2 separate regions of the Homo sapiens genome follow, and region 2 is linked to region 1. The links are chromatin contacts, found by Hi-C or POLR2A ChIA-PET in ENCODE. All regions are on one chromosome and are shown on one strand. Each heading gives the region's core, a stretch centred on a gene start or an enhancer-like site at or near the end of the contact. The rest is flanking DNA. Distances are from core to core; before and after follow the strand shown. Region 1 holds the start of HSD52 (a long non-coding RNA gene). Region 2 overlaps JUN-DT (JUN divergent transcript).

Region 1 (6,665 bases), core at 1,291-3,790:
TTCATTCAATACATTTATATTGAATATTCATCTGTTTGTGCCAGACCCAGGTCCCAAGAAAAGAGCAACGAAAAAGACAGGCAGGCAGGGTCCTTTCTCCTTGTGGACCATTGAGCATAACAGGGAGAGAAAAATGTGAAGTAATAGTTACACAACTGATCAGTTTATTACAACCGTAGTAAATGGTATTATAATGATAGCTACACTTCCATTGTTTACTATGTGCCAGTACCTATCCTAGGCAATGTACATATATTAACTCATTTCATTCTCATAGGCATACGAAGGAAGTAGAGAAATCAAGGAAGGCTTCTTGAAGGAAGTGTCAGCTCAGTCTGGAAGCAGAAATTATATTAAGGAGAGGGAGTTGGGGAGGAACATGAGTATCCTAGGACTGTGCTGGCCAGGTAATCCTTAGCTACATGAGGCTATGACACATTTGAAATGTGGCTAGGCTGAATTGAGGTGGGCTATAAATGTAAAATACATACTAGGTTTCAAGACAGTATAGAAGAAAATATGTATGATAGTGTGTTAATTTTTTATGTTGATTACACGTTGAGATGATATTTTGGGTATATTGGGTTAAACCAAATATGTAATTAATATTAAATTTACTTGTTTCTTTTTACTTTTTTAAATGTGGCCACTAGAAAATTTAAAATTAATTATGTGTCTCACATCATATTTTGATTGGACAGTGCTGCTCTAGAAATCTGGGAAGCTTCAGGGAGCAGGTACGTCAGGGGAACAAGAACCCAGAGGAGGTATGGGGAATGATGAGAGAAAATTAAAAAAAAATGCTGAAAGCAAATATGAATTACCAACTCTCTAATCTGCAGGTCAGAAAGGGTCATTGCAACCTTTGCAAGCCCCAAATCTGAGAGGTTGGGGCCCACCAACTTATGAAAATAGTATCATTCTCAAAACAAGCTCCAGCTGTGAGCCAGGGGATGGTTAACGGCTGTTTTTGAGGCAGATTTTGTAGATGGACGAGGCAAGAATCATTAGGGCAAAACAGTAAATCAAATTGGAGGGTAAAAGTCAATCCTTTAACAATGGCTGGGCCAGACCTCTAACATCTTCCTGCCCGCCCTTTTACCTCTCTGGCCTCATCTCCTACTCAGCTTCTTCCCCATCCCTGCCCCTACTCCAGTTACAATGGCCCGTTTGATGAGCCTCAAACACATCAGGCATGCTCCTGACTCGGGACCTTCGCGCTGGCTGTTCCCCCTGTTGGAAACGCTCTTCCCCTAGCTATCCTATGGCTTAATATCTTAACTCACCTCATCAATAAGGCCTACCTGCCCATCTTATTTAGAATTGCAACTCCAATTGCACTCCTTTACCCTACTCTTGTTTTTCTTTTTGTAACTGTTACTACCTTCTAACATATTCATTGATTTACCTTTTATTGTGTTTACTGTTAATCTCCCTATTAGGAAGTATGTTCTCCAAAGACAGGGATCTCGGTTTTATTTCCTTCATTATCCCCCATACCAAGTCAGTGCCTGGCATAGAGCACCTGCTGAATTAACTTTGTTTTTTGAATGAACGAAAGCGTCAATGGTGATGCTCAGGGCAGGTTTGGTCAGTGGACAGGCATCCTCTGTGTACCCTCTCCTCTCCGGAAGAAAAGGACTCTTTTTTCCTCTCCTGCAGTTGGATTTAACTAACCTCGCTTCCCGTTCAGCGTTTACTACTCAGGGTTCTGCCCTGTTCTGGATCCCACACATAGGCTCCCAAGAGAGTAAAAGAAGCAGTGAATGCAGAGGAAAACGCCCTGGATTGGAAGCTGGGATTCCTAGGTGCCCTCCTGGCTTAGCAGCAACGCACTTGTTTCCCCAGCTGTCAAGGGTTCCAGGCTCAGTGGGAGGCTGAACAAGGTGCTGACCGAGTTCAGAAGAAAAATGAGGGGAAAATCGTTACCTAAAGGGCAGTGGCTCTCCAGGGATGGTCCTTTGACCAGAGGAATCAGCATCACCACCCTAAACCCACAGAATCAGAAACCGTGGAGGGAGCCAGCAACGTGTTTGAATACAGCCTCTGGGTGATGCTGATGCACTCAAGTTTGAGAACTGCTACTCTGGGGGAAAGAAGGACTTTGTTGGAGCCTTGGAGGCAGGGACGGACTTCATAGGTCAGGCGAGAGGACAGGTCCCCGCGAGGGCGGACTAGCACTGGGTTGGTTCCCTGCATCCAAGGCCGCGCAGGGTGGTCCCAGCCCCAGTCTGACCTGGGAAGTTGGAAAGGCCAGGGCTCCTACGTGCTCACACCTCCACCCCAGGAAAGTCCCGGCGGCGAGGCCGTGACCCTCCGCCGGAACGCCCGCCTCCCTGCAGCCTCAGCCCCGCCCGGGAAAAACCGCTGCGACCCGGGGCAGGTCCGTTCCCGCTGCTCGCAGCCGGCGGTCCCTGGCCCGGCGGTCCCTGGCCTAGCGCCCCCGCGCCGCGCTGGTGGGGAGCGCGGCCCCTCCGCCCCGTGGCAAGTTCCCTTCTCAACTGCCCTGCGCCTCCGCTGGCCCGCGTGAAACCCTCTCTGCTGCCTCGACTGACTGTCGTTTCCGTGTCTTGATTGTGGCCTCTGCCTCTCCCCCTTCCGATTTCGTTCGACTTCTTTCTACAGTTACTAAGCGCCCACTGTGTGCCCTGGAAGGGACTAGACTCAGCAGGTAACGGGAAACGAAGGCACCTGCCGCTCTGAAGTTTCTCCGCATCTCCCTCCATCCTCTGTTCCATCCCCATTCTCAGCATTTGTCCCCTCCCTCCTCTTCTTTTTTTTTTTTTTTTTAATTTAATCTAAAGGAACCTTGCTTCTGGAAGACCTCACAGTAGAATTAAAAAGCCTACTTTTATCTGACTTCTAGAGAGTTGCAATTAAAATGTACATCTTACCTTGACTCATGCCAACAAGTTAAGCTGTTATCAGCTATTAACACCTCAACCAGAATTAGTTTATTAACCTAAAGCAGACAGCTTTATCCTATGGAGGTCGCCTACTTGAGATAAACTATTATTCACATACTTTCACTTTTGTGCCACTCACTCATTCAAAGAAAAATATTCAGTCGTTCAACTATTTATTGAGCACCTAGTATGTGCCAGCATTGTTCATGACTAGCACTGGTCGATGGCAATAATATTAACTACATACGACATTTTAAATTTTCTAGCAGCCACATTAAAGAAAGTGAAAAGACATAGGTAAAAGTAATTTTAATAATTTAACCCAATATGCCCTAAATATTATTTCAATATGTGATCAATATAAAAATTATCAATAAAATATTTTACATTTACTTTTTTTTTAATGCTGTGTCTTTGAAACTTTGTGTGTATGTTACACTTCCAGCACATCTCAGTTCCTGCTAGGAACATTTCAAATGCTTAATAGCCACATTGGCTAGTGGCCACTGTGCTAATCACTGCAATTCTAGACACTTGGAGAACAGCTATGGAAAGACAAAGGTAGAAAGTCAGTAAACTCATGAACAAATAAAATAATCATAAGTAGTGTTCAATGCTAGGAAGAAATTAAAACAAAGTAATGACATAGAATGATGGACATTACCTCATTTAACCTTTTCAATTCCCCCCTCAAGTTGAATAATAGTATATAACAATGTTATAGGCCGGGTGTGGTGGCTCACGCCTGTAATCTCAGCACTTTGGGAGGCCGAGATGGGCGGATCACGAGGTCAGGAGATCAAGACCATCCTGGCTAACACGGTGAAACTCCGTCTCTACTAAAAATACAAAAAATTAGCCAGGCGTGGTGGCGGGCACCTGTAGTCCCAGCTACTCAGGAGGCTGAGGCAGGAGAATGGCGTGAACCCAGGAGGTGGAGCTTGCAGTGAGCCGAGATCCCGCCACTGCACTCCAGCCTGGGCGACACAGCGAGACTCCGTCTCAAAAAAAAAAAAAAAAAGAAAAAAAAAAAACAATGTTATATAACAATTTTATAGCTATGAAAACTGAGGCTGAGACACAAAGAGCAACTTGTCCAAGTGCTTACAACTGGTAAATTCTATGTCCAGGATTCAGATCCCAGCTTGACTGTCTTCCATGCTCATTCCCATTACCCTACAAGGCCAGGTCATAAAGAAGACAGAGGGGAGGGAGGAGGAGTTGAATGGCTTTTGGGGTTTAAACTTTTGAGCACTGAACTAGGAATTTGGTGCTGCTGTGTGTTATTGATTAGGTCTCATGACCTCTCTGGGCCTTCCTCGCAGGTAACATGGAAAGCTTGGCCTTTTTCACTGGACCATTCACAAAGGGAATAAAGAGTTTTGAATAAAATAGTTAAACTTTTTATCCTCAAATGTACCTGCTTTTACACAAGTTTTGTGAAAAGCTCAAAGTATTTTTTTCCTTAGTTCGGGTGGACTAGACTAAAGACAATGGAGACAACATTGCATAGTGCTAGAAGCAGGGGGCTTTGAGTGGTGGTTGGCTGGTCATCCTAGCTATGGGAACTTAACTGTTTTGAGTTTCAATTTTCTTTATTTTAAAGCAGGTATCTACCTCATGGCATATTTGTAGAAGGGAAATGAAATGTTGCATGTAAGCATTTAACATAGCAACTAGCACATAGTAATCACACAATAAATATTGGCCATTATATTAACAGCCCCCATGGGTATTATACATTTGGCATTAGAAAGACTTGAATTTGAGTCTTAAATCTATCACCTACAGGCTGTGTGACTTAAACAAATCAATTAGTATATCTAGTTCATCTGAAAAATGGGAACAAGAACATTATTTGTACAATCTGCCACAGTGTCTCCATAAATGTCAACTAAGATTCTGTATGTAAATGTGCTTTGCAAGCTGTGAAGTGCTGCACTCATGTTGATTAATCTTGGTGGTTACTTTTCTGTCAAGGCTTCATATCCAGTCCTTTGCAGATCTGAGCTGCCTCATCATTGCCTTTGTAGCAGAAAACTGAGAACTCAATCTTATTTTTCTTTGTACTAGCAGCACTCATCAAAATGTTTTGTGTGCCAGTGTGTCCAGATTATTAAAGTTAGGAGTCAGAGGATCTAGTTTGGCCTCTGCTACACACTGGAGGTGTAATCTTAGACCAGTCATTTAACTTCTCCAAGCTGTTTTCTTAGTCCCAAAATAGGAATAGTCTTAATATTTGACTTTCCTACTTGTTGGGGTTATTCAGGATGATAAAAGAGATAAAAAGCCTGTTGAACACCATATATTTCTATAAAGGCTGAGGGGAACATTCCTAAGCATTATTCCCAGTAGGCAGCATGTCTTTCCTCCTGGCAGCTCTTAGCCTTGCAAAACAGCCTGATAGAACTACTAATGGTTTCCTGCCTAGGTCCCTGCTGTTTCATGCCTCGGTGCTTGTGCACTTTGCACAGGCTGGTTGCTCTGCTTGGAATGCCCTTCTCCTCATTTCCTCATCTTTAAACCTCACTCCTTATTTACGGGATGCCTAAGAAACTCATTTTCCAAAATCCAGCTTCAAAGAGTCTTCTCCCTAAAACCCATTTAGACCCATTCAACCAAAGTCAATTACCACCTCCGCTCTGTGTCCCACAGTAACCAGTAAAGACTGCCATCATATCTCTCATCACCCTGCAGTACAACTATTGTTTAATTATTCATTTAACGGCAGCAGAATAGCACAGCAAAGAAGCACATAGGCCCTAGAAACTGGGTTCAAATCCTGGCTCTGATACTTAACTAGTTGTGTTGGGGAAGTGACTTACTATCTCTGTGCCTCAGTGTCCTTAACTGTTAAGCAATGATGATAATGATACCTCCTTCATACAATTGTTGCTTGGAAGAGACACATTAAACCCTTAGAATAGTGTCTGATGCATAGCGGATGCTCCGTAAATCTCAACTTTTATTAATGTTTCTGTCTTTCTTATTTGACACCAAGGACTTATCCTCGGTGCCTAAAACAACCCCTGACACACAGGAAGAACTCAACAAATGATCGTTGAACTTATGACTCAGAGAATCCCACATGCCATGAATTCCTGTGTCTCTATTCAGTCCTCTCCCTTACCCCCTGGATCCTGTCCACTCTCCACTTTTCCTTAGAAACAGGTCTTGCAGCTTCTGCTTTCCATTCAGCATCAGCACTGCTTTCTTGGCTAGGAGTTCCCCTATCTCCTGCCCTGTTTCCTATTTGGCTTTCTGACTCAGATTCTTCCTGTTCCACCCAGCTAAGAGCCCTGCTTCAGACCCAACCTGCTAAGACATTGTTTTCTCCACTCATTCTCTGCTTTGAACCCTCCAGATCCCATACTTTCTACTGATTATATCAGACGTCTTCTGCCAGGAGTGTTAAGATCCCCCGTGACCACTAATTTATCTTCTCACTGCTTGCCTGGGCCTTTCTCTGAGCTTGGCAACCCCTTCACCATCTTATCCACCTACGTTATCCATCCACCCATCCATTCCGCCACCCAAATTACCCACCTATCTACTACCATCCCTTCAACTACCTACTCACCCATCCACCTCCCCACCCACCTTTCCATTCATCCATCCATTTGTCCACCCAGGCATTAAATTAACATTCACCGTGTATTTATCACCCTCCAGTCACCATATAGAACACAGACTTGGACAAGAAGAAAAGCTGGTCTCCAACTCCTTGTAATTTTTAATCTACAAACGGAAATCAGATAA
Region 2 (6,665 bases), core at 1,665-4,164, 300 kb after region 1:
CTTCTTCCATGCCTTCAAAACTCCATATTCTACTTAGCTATAGTTCTCTCAATCCCTCACTGATTCATCAAACACTTAGAATTGTAATTCAGAGCCCAGCCCTGGGGTCATGAGTGTCTGAATTTGAAACTCAGCTCTACTTCTTGCTTGCTGTAGGATCTTGGCCTTTCTGTACCTCAGTTTCCCCATTTGTAAAATGGGAATAATAACTGTAACTACCTCAGAGGCAGTTAATATGAGAAAATACGTGTAAAATCCTTCAAAGAATGCTTGGTACATGGTAAGTGCTCAGTAAATATTGGATAGTATTATTGTTAAATACCTAGTCTGTTTCAGAGCCTAAGAATACAGTGATGGATAAGACAGGCTTTTCTTCAACAAATATTTCTTAAGTGGCTTCTATATGTCAGGGATTTCTGCTACTTCTAGGGGGAAGAAGAAAGGAGTGGAGATAGATAATAAACAGAAAAAAATAGATAAACGAGAAAAATATCATCTTGTGAAAAGTGCTACATTGCCATTTACAGTAGATTTAAGTGATGGAGCATAGGTGAAGGGCTTTTTTAGGCAGAAGGCTGAGAAAGCCTCCTCGAGGAGGTGGCATTTAAGCTGCATGAACTAACCCTTAGCTCCCACTTCCTGTAAAGGTGAGCAAGAGCTCCTACAAGGGAGTGGCATAGGTGCTGGCTAGGGATGTAGGGGTCGTGATTGAATACAATTAGGTAATGTCTTCACAGGATGGTAAACACCCTTGTATTCTCTTGAAGGAGCTGAAACGTATGAACACCACAGCTTCAGGGCCAGGCAAAGTTGGGTTTGTGTCCCAGCAGTACAACTCTCCAGACTTTGAGCCTCACTCTCCTCTTCTATACAATGGAGCCAATGACACCTCTTTCCTGTGTATTAGAAACACCACCTAAGAAGATGTAGATAAAGTGACTGCAAGGTAAGAATTCCATAAATATTAACTCCCCTCCCCACCATATCAGAGAACCCTAAAGTTGAGAACTGCATTTCTGTACATATCACTATATTAAAAACCTAAAGGGGAAAAAAATGGACTATTCTAGTGACTACTTGTTCATCTCCCACTCAAATGCCAAAAAATGTTTTTTCAAGGGAAACAAAATAGTAGGAAAAGGAAGGATGCTTTAAAAAAAAAAAAAAAAGTCTCTCTTCTCCCTTGCCCTAAAAAAAAAAAAAAATGGTTTCTAGAACATCAAAAGCTCCTCAAAGGATCAACAATATTTTTTGATGATGGAAGTATGAATAATCAAACATATGGATTGCATTTCTTTAAATTATGCAGTACCTAAAAACCAGGAGGGAAAAGAGGGTGCTGGTAAAAATGTTTTTCACATTTTATTAAAACCTCAAGTTCTGAGAAATACTTTTATGACTATTACACACACACACACACACACACACACACACATATATTTTTCTCTATCCAACTTTCAAGAAAAAATAAATTATCACAATGAGCACTTTCTTCCTGCTCAAAGTGTTGTTCTGGCCAGTTCTAATTCTTCAGCACCAGCTTCATTCATAGAAATTAGGGGACCATAAAATGGTTTGGCTCCCAAGCTCTGCTAACATAGCAGTTGTGTGACCTTATGCAAGTCACTTAAATTCTCCAAGCTTGGGCTTTCTCTATTGTAAATAGGAAGCAAAGTCCAGACTTCACAAATGGTGGTGAGAATCAAATAGAATGAGACCCTATTTGAACAAACCTTGTAAATTGCAATGTCAAGTTCATGTGAGAGATGGAAATGGCTCCAGGAAGCTATCTGTGCCTGGACAGGGATACCAGCAATGGTTAAAGAGGCCAAGTGCCCACCTTCAAACTCCTGCTCTGCCTATTATAAGTTGTGTGTTTCTGGGCAGATAACTAAGCCACTCTATGCCCATTTACTTATTTCCAAAATGGGATATTGCTAACAATAATGGTATCTACATCACACAGTGGTAATGAGGATTAAATAAGTAAATATTTATAAAGTAGTTAGGATAGTGTTGGTGTTTGTTCTGAAGGAGAGAACACGAGAAGAAGGAAGGAAGGAAGGAAGAGGGAGAGGAAGAAGGGATGGAGGAAATAAACATCCCACTAGAGATCTCCTGTGCTGGAAATTCACCATTTAGTCCTTGGTATTAAGTATTATCTTTTCTAAGAGTCCTTTTTGAAAATGCAAATGTTCATAAAAGGCATGGCATAGCAATTCAAATTTAATGTGCATTTATTGAGCAAGTACTGTATGCAAGGCATTGTGTTGTGTCATATAATCCTCTGACCCCTTCGAGACTGGGAGTGGGGAAGGTGACACATGGAATCAAGAGGAAAAGGGGAGACAGAGGGAGAGAAAGAGACAGAAGGGCCATTTCCCCTACAGTGGATTTGGCATTGAAAGGACTTGGGTCCATATGTCGGCTCTGCCAGTCACCAACTCCATGATCTTGGACAAGCATTCACCACCTCAAGTTTTACCTTTTAAAAAATCAGGATAATGACAATTAGGTTGCTGTGGTGACAAAATGAGATCATGTGTGTACACATCTAATTTTTCTCCTCCCTACTCCCCATTTTTGTGACATGCCTCCTGTGACTTCTATGCACTGGATGGAAAGGAATTGCTAATGGCTGCAGCTAGAGGACTAAAGTCAGAACTCTGTGAAGAGGACATCAGTTTGCCACTTTCTCTGTTCAGTAAAAAGGCAATTTTTGTGGAGACCATGCTCCACTAACTCATAGGAAAGCATTTTCTCCCTGTGACATCTCCAGTCGATTTCAGCCGGCAGTAACCAAGTGACTAACTCTTCCTCCAGGGGCAAAGAGCCAGACCTGGTGTTTGACTTCTCCCTAGCCTCCCAAGTGCAGAGATGATTCCTACCGGATACTGGTCCTTGGAGGAAATGGGAGAGAAATTCAGCTTTGGCTTTAGCAATTCAACTGATAAAGGAGGCAGGGAAAAAGCTAAGTGAGACAGAGAGACTACAAAGCCCTCTTCCTGGATCCTGGCAGATGCCAAAGGAAGAATCTGCGAGTGAGTAATTCTGCAGCCTGGAGCCCAAAGGCTGCAGCCAGAGGTCTGTGCCAAGAAGGCAGCGGGTGCAGGAGAGGTGGGCGGCTCCTGGGCTGGCCTTAACCGGATGGGGGACAGCTCAGTGTGAGTCAGAGGCTGAGCCTCTGCTCCAAGGGCCTCCTGCAGGCCACATCCATTCAGATAGGCCTCCCACGAAGGAAGCTTTCCCCTGCATAGACTCAGGTGGCCTTTATTGTGATAGTGTGTCATCAGTAGGCATTGCATGCAGATGATAGAAAATTCCTGCGGTCCAAGCACAAGTCTGCACAAAAACAGAACAGATAGTCAAGGACGCAGGTATCAGGTCTGTGCCCAGGTTGTGGGCTGCCGAACTCCCATGCTGAAAATGACAACAGCTATCATTTATTGAGAGCTCACCTGGTCCCATCACTGTGCAAAGTGCAAGCCAGCTCCAAAGCCCTTATGTGCAACTACTAAACATTTTGGTCTCCAGAGTGTACAGTAGAGCTAGGAGAATATTAGGTAAGCCAGTTCTCTAACTACCTCAGTTTCCCCATTGCAAAATGGGGATGATATTTGCCTACATTATGGGTTACTTTGAGAACTGCAGCACAGCAATTCAAAATCCAGGCTTTTGAGTCAAAAAGATCTGGGTTCGAGTCCCAGCTCTGCCTCTGATTTGCTGTGTGAGCTTGAGCAAATGTCTTATCCTCTGTGAGCTTCAATTTCCTCATGTTTTGTGGATCGTAAGAGAACCAACCTCAAGGGTTATGACAAAAATTAAATGAGATAACATATGAACCTGCTTCCTCATCTGTAAACCAGAGAAAATAATACACATTTTTCTCATTGTTGTGAAGAGTAAATAACATTTTAAGATGGTTTATTAATATATTTCATATTCAGTAGGTTCATGGTTATTATTATCATTATTACCATTTCCATCAAATAAGCCATTATATAAAAAGTTATTGATAAATTTTAAGAGGCTGTTTTTGATCAAAAATATATTGTTTACTATATTTAAACAAGGCTCTAAATGTGGTAATTAGTATTTTTATTATAACTGCCATTTTCCTCATATACTACAATCTCAGTATGGGGCAAGGGAGCAAAAAACTCACTTGATCTCTCTGAGTTCCTTTTCAGGAGAAATTTAGGTTACATTAGGATTTTCAACCTCAGACCTGTGGACCCAAAAGGGTCTGGGAAAGTAGTAAAGGCAGTGAGAGAAGGGTACCTAGAGGTATTTTCAATATTCCAAAAGGTATGGGAAATCATATACTTGTCAATAATGTGACCTCCACAGACTATCTTGAAGACCAAGTTTCTTTTGCTTCAGGTTGAAATTGTAGTGGCTTGGCATGGCACTACTAGTTAACTGCTGTTCCCCCGACCTTCTATCTGGCTGAAGTGTGGGCAATAGACAAGCTCTGTTAATACCGTGGGACTCTGGAGCCAGAGTCCCTGGCTCCCCACTTATCAGCTGTATAAACTTAGGCAGGATTTATAACCTTTCTGTGCCTCAGTCTCTTCATCTGACAATACTGGATAACAATATTGCTTCCCCATGGAGCTATCATAAAGAACCATATAAGTAAAGCAGTTAGGATAGTGCCTGGTCCACAGTAATCACTCCATATGATGAACTCAGTTGTCATTGTCATTGCTATCAGATTTCAAGAAACACCTTCCCAGACTCAAACATAAATAAATCATCAATGGTAACAATTGGAAGCATGTTCAGAGTGAGTTTCTGTGATGGGGAAGAAAGAGAGCCCACACTTATTGGATGTGTATGAGACACTGGGCTACATGGTACAGATGTCATTCTATGGGATTTGGCTCACCATGATGTAAGATGAGTGTGTTACAAAGGAGGAACCAAGGCTCAGAGGGGTCCCAAAGTCACAAAACTAGCAAGTAGAAGAACCAAGATTCCAATACAGCCCTTCTGGACCCCACAACAAAATTTCGATGAATTATACCATGGGGATGCCAGGAGAAAATTAAATTACAGAGGGTAATTTTTCTCTTTTTTTTTTTGAGATGGAGTTTTACTCTTGTTGCCCAGGCTGGAGTGCAATGGCGTGTTCTTGGCTCTCCACGACCTCCGCCTCCCAGGTTCAAGCGATTCTCCTGCCTCAGCCTCCTGAGTAGCTGGGATTACAGGCATGCGCCACCATACCCAGCTAATTTTGTATTTTTAGTAGAAACGGGGTTTCTTCATATTGGCCAGGCTGGTCTCGAACTCCTAACCTCAGGTGATCTGCCCACCTCAGCCTCCCAAAGTGCTGAGATTACAGGCGTGAGCCACCAGGCCCGGCTCAGAGGGTAATTCTTAAACAACAGCATGAAAGTCCTTAGTCTAGGGTTGTAGATGCTTGGTGACATGGAGCATTCTTCTCCTCTTCTGATATTGGCAACACTGAGAAAAACTTCTGAGCCCTCTTTGGAGAGAAAGGAGTCATAGAGTTCTCCCTCTCCTGGTGGGCTTCAGCTTCTCTTGTTATCCTTGGAATCCATACCCATATTTATGATAGCCACAGATTTAAACAGTTCTGAGGAGCCTTGGTTGAAAATCACGTTTCTCATCTTGGCAGTGGCAAAGAAGTAATTTTTGCTTCCCAATTCACTTTAATTGATCTTTTAACTAATGTATTCAACCCAAGACTTGAGAAGGTAGCAAAGAATGACTGACACTCGTTCACACGTGTGCTCATTCACTCCACAAACACACACCGAGCCTTCTGTGTCCCAGGTTCCGTGTCGGGTGTTAGGGACACAAAGTCGCTAGCATAAAGAGCTCTCCATCTACCAGGGGGTGCAGACAAATATATAAAAGGTGGCAGTTGCCACTTTAATGGAGGCAGCCACAGGTCCCTGAGCTCACAGGTGTCGATCTTCCCTAGAGGAGTAGTGAAAGGGCCCTGGGAGGAGGTGGTGTCTTACAAGACCACTAGGGTTTGCTGAGCAGAGAAGAAAAGGAGGAACTGCATCCTCAACAGAGGAAACAGCATGGGGAAGGGCCTGATGGCATAAGGAGGCAGCAGTCAGATGAAGAAGGACCTCGAAAATGCCCTGCTCAGAAGCTGGGATTTTATCCTTGGAGCTACTGACGAACCTTAAGCAGGGGAATGGCATGATCATATTCTGCAAGTTTCACTTGTGCCATTTCCTGGTTTGACCCCTTGACATGTTTTATCAGTAATATTCATGAAGGTATCTGCCATCCCAGAGCTTTCATCTATACCAAGAAATTAGATGACAATAATTATTAAAATAATAAAAATCTCATATTAGAGTTATATTGAAATTTCTTTCTTACTTAACAATGAAGTTCTAGAAGACAGACAAGATTTTTTTACTAATGCTTTCCCAGCGTCAACCACACATAATGCCAATATACAGCAGCTTTTCCTTAATAAACATGTGGTAAGTGAATGAATGAATGAACAAATGAAAGTTTGTTCCCACTGCTCAGTTTGCCAAGTACTTTCATACTCAATTAAATCTCTCAAAACTTCTGTGAGGTAGATAATTCCCCTCCTTGCCCTGCCCCATTTTGCACATAAAAAACCTTGGGTCAGAAAAGAAAGACATCTCATAGTGATACAGGGACAA

The links. Hi-C counts contacts between places; a loop is a spot of excess contacts on that map. ChIA-PET counts read pairs that join two places held with the same protein, here RNA polymerase II (POLR2A). Pooled maps may share reads with other maps.
Region 2: a loop to region 1 is called in a map of PC-3, with 2.6 times the contacts of the local background. The contact joins the enhancer-like site here to the promoter of HSD52 in region 1. A Hi-C loop is called at or near these places in 2 of 168 maps with a recorded cell type or tissue (MCF 10A and PC-3), 1 of 37 single-sample maps with no recorded cell type and 6 of 50 pooled maps. POLR2A ChIA-PET finds 5 or more read pairs at or near these places in 2 of 52 experiments (AG04449 and PC-9).

The regions. Positions count from the first base shown.
Region 1 is chr1:59,142,682-59,149,346 of GRCh38, reverse strand. It overlaps HSD52 (a long non-coding RNA gene), which reads left to right and starts at 2,540. Exons shown (of 3, transcript NR_027120.1): 1 at 2,540-2,671. RefSeq lists a silencer at 2,382-2,531 and an enhancer at 2,652-2,711.
Region 2 is chr1:58,845,505-58,852,169 of GRCh38, reverse strand. All of the region lies in intron 1 of JUN-DT (JUN divergent transcript), which reads right to left. LOC107984961 (a long non-coding RNA gene) reads left to right here. Exons shown (of 2, transcript XR_001738081.2): 2 at 768-1,211. Among named protein-coding and RNA genes, the nearest start is that of LINC02777, 55 kb to the left of the region's middle. Within about 2 kb of position 2,914, at least 20 of the 41 ENCODE cell types and tissues checked have a DNase peak (open chromatin) inside an H3K27ac peak, as active enhancers do; they include PC-3 and PC-9, where a contact is called at or near this core.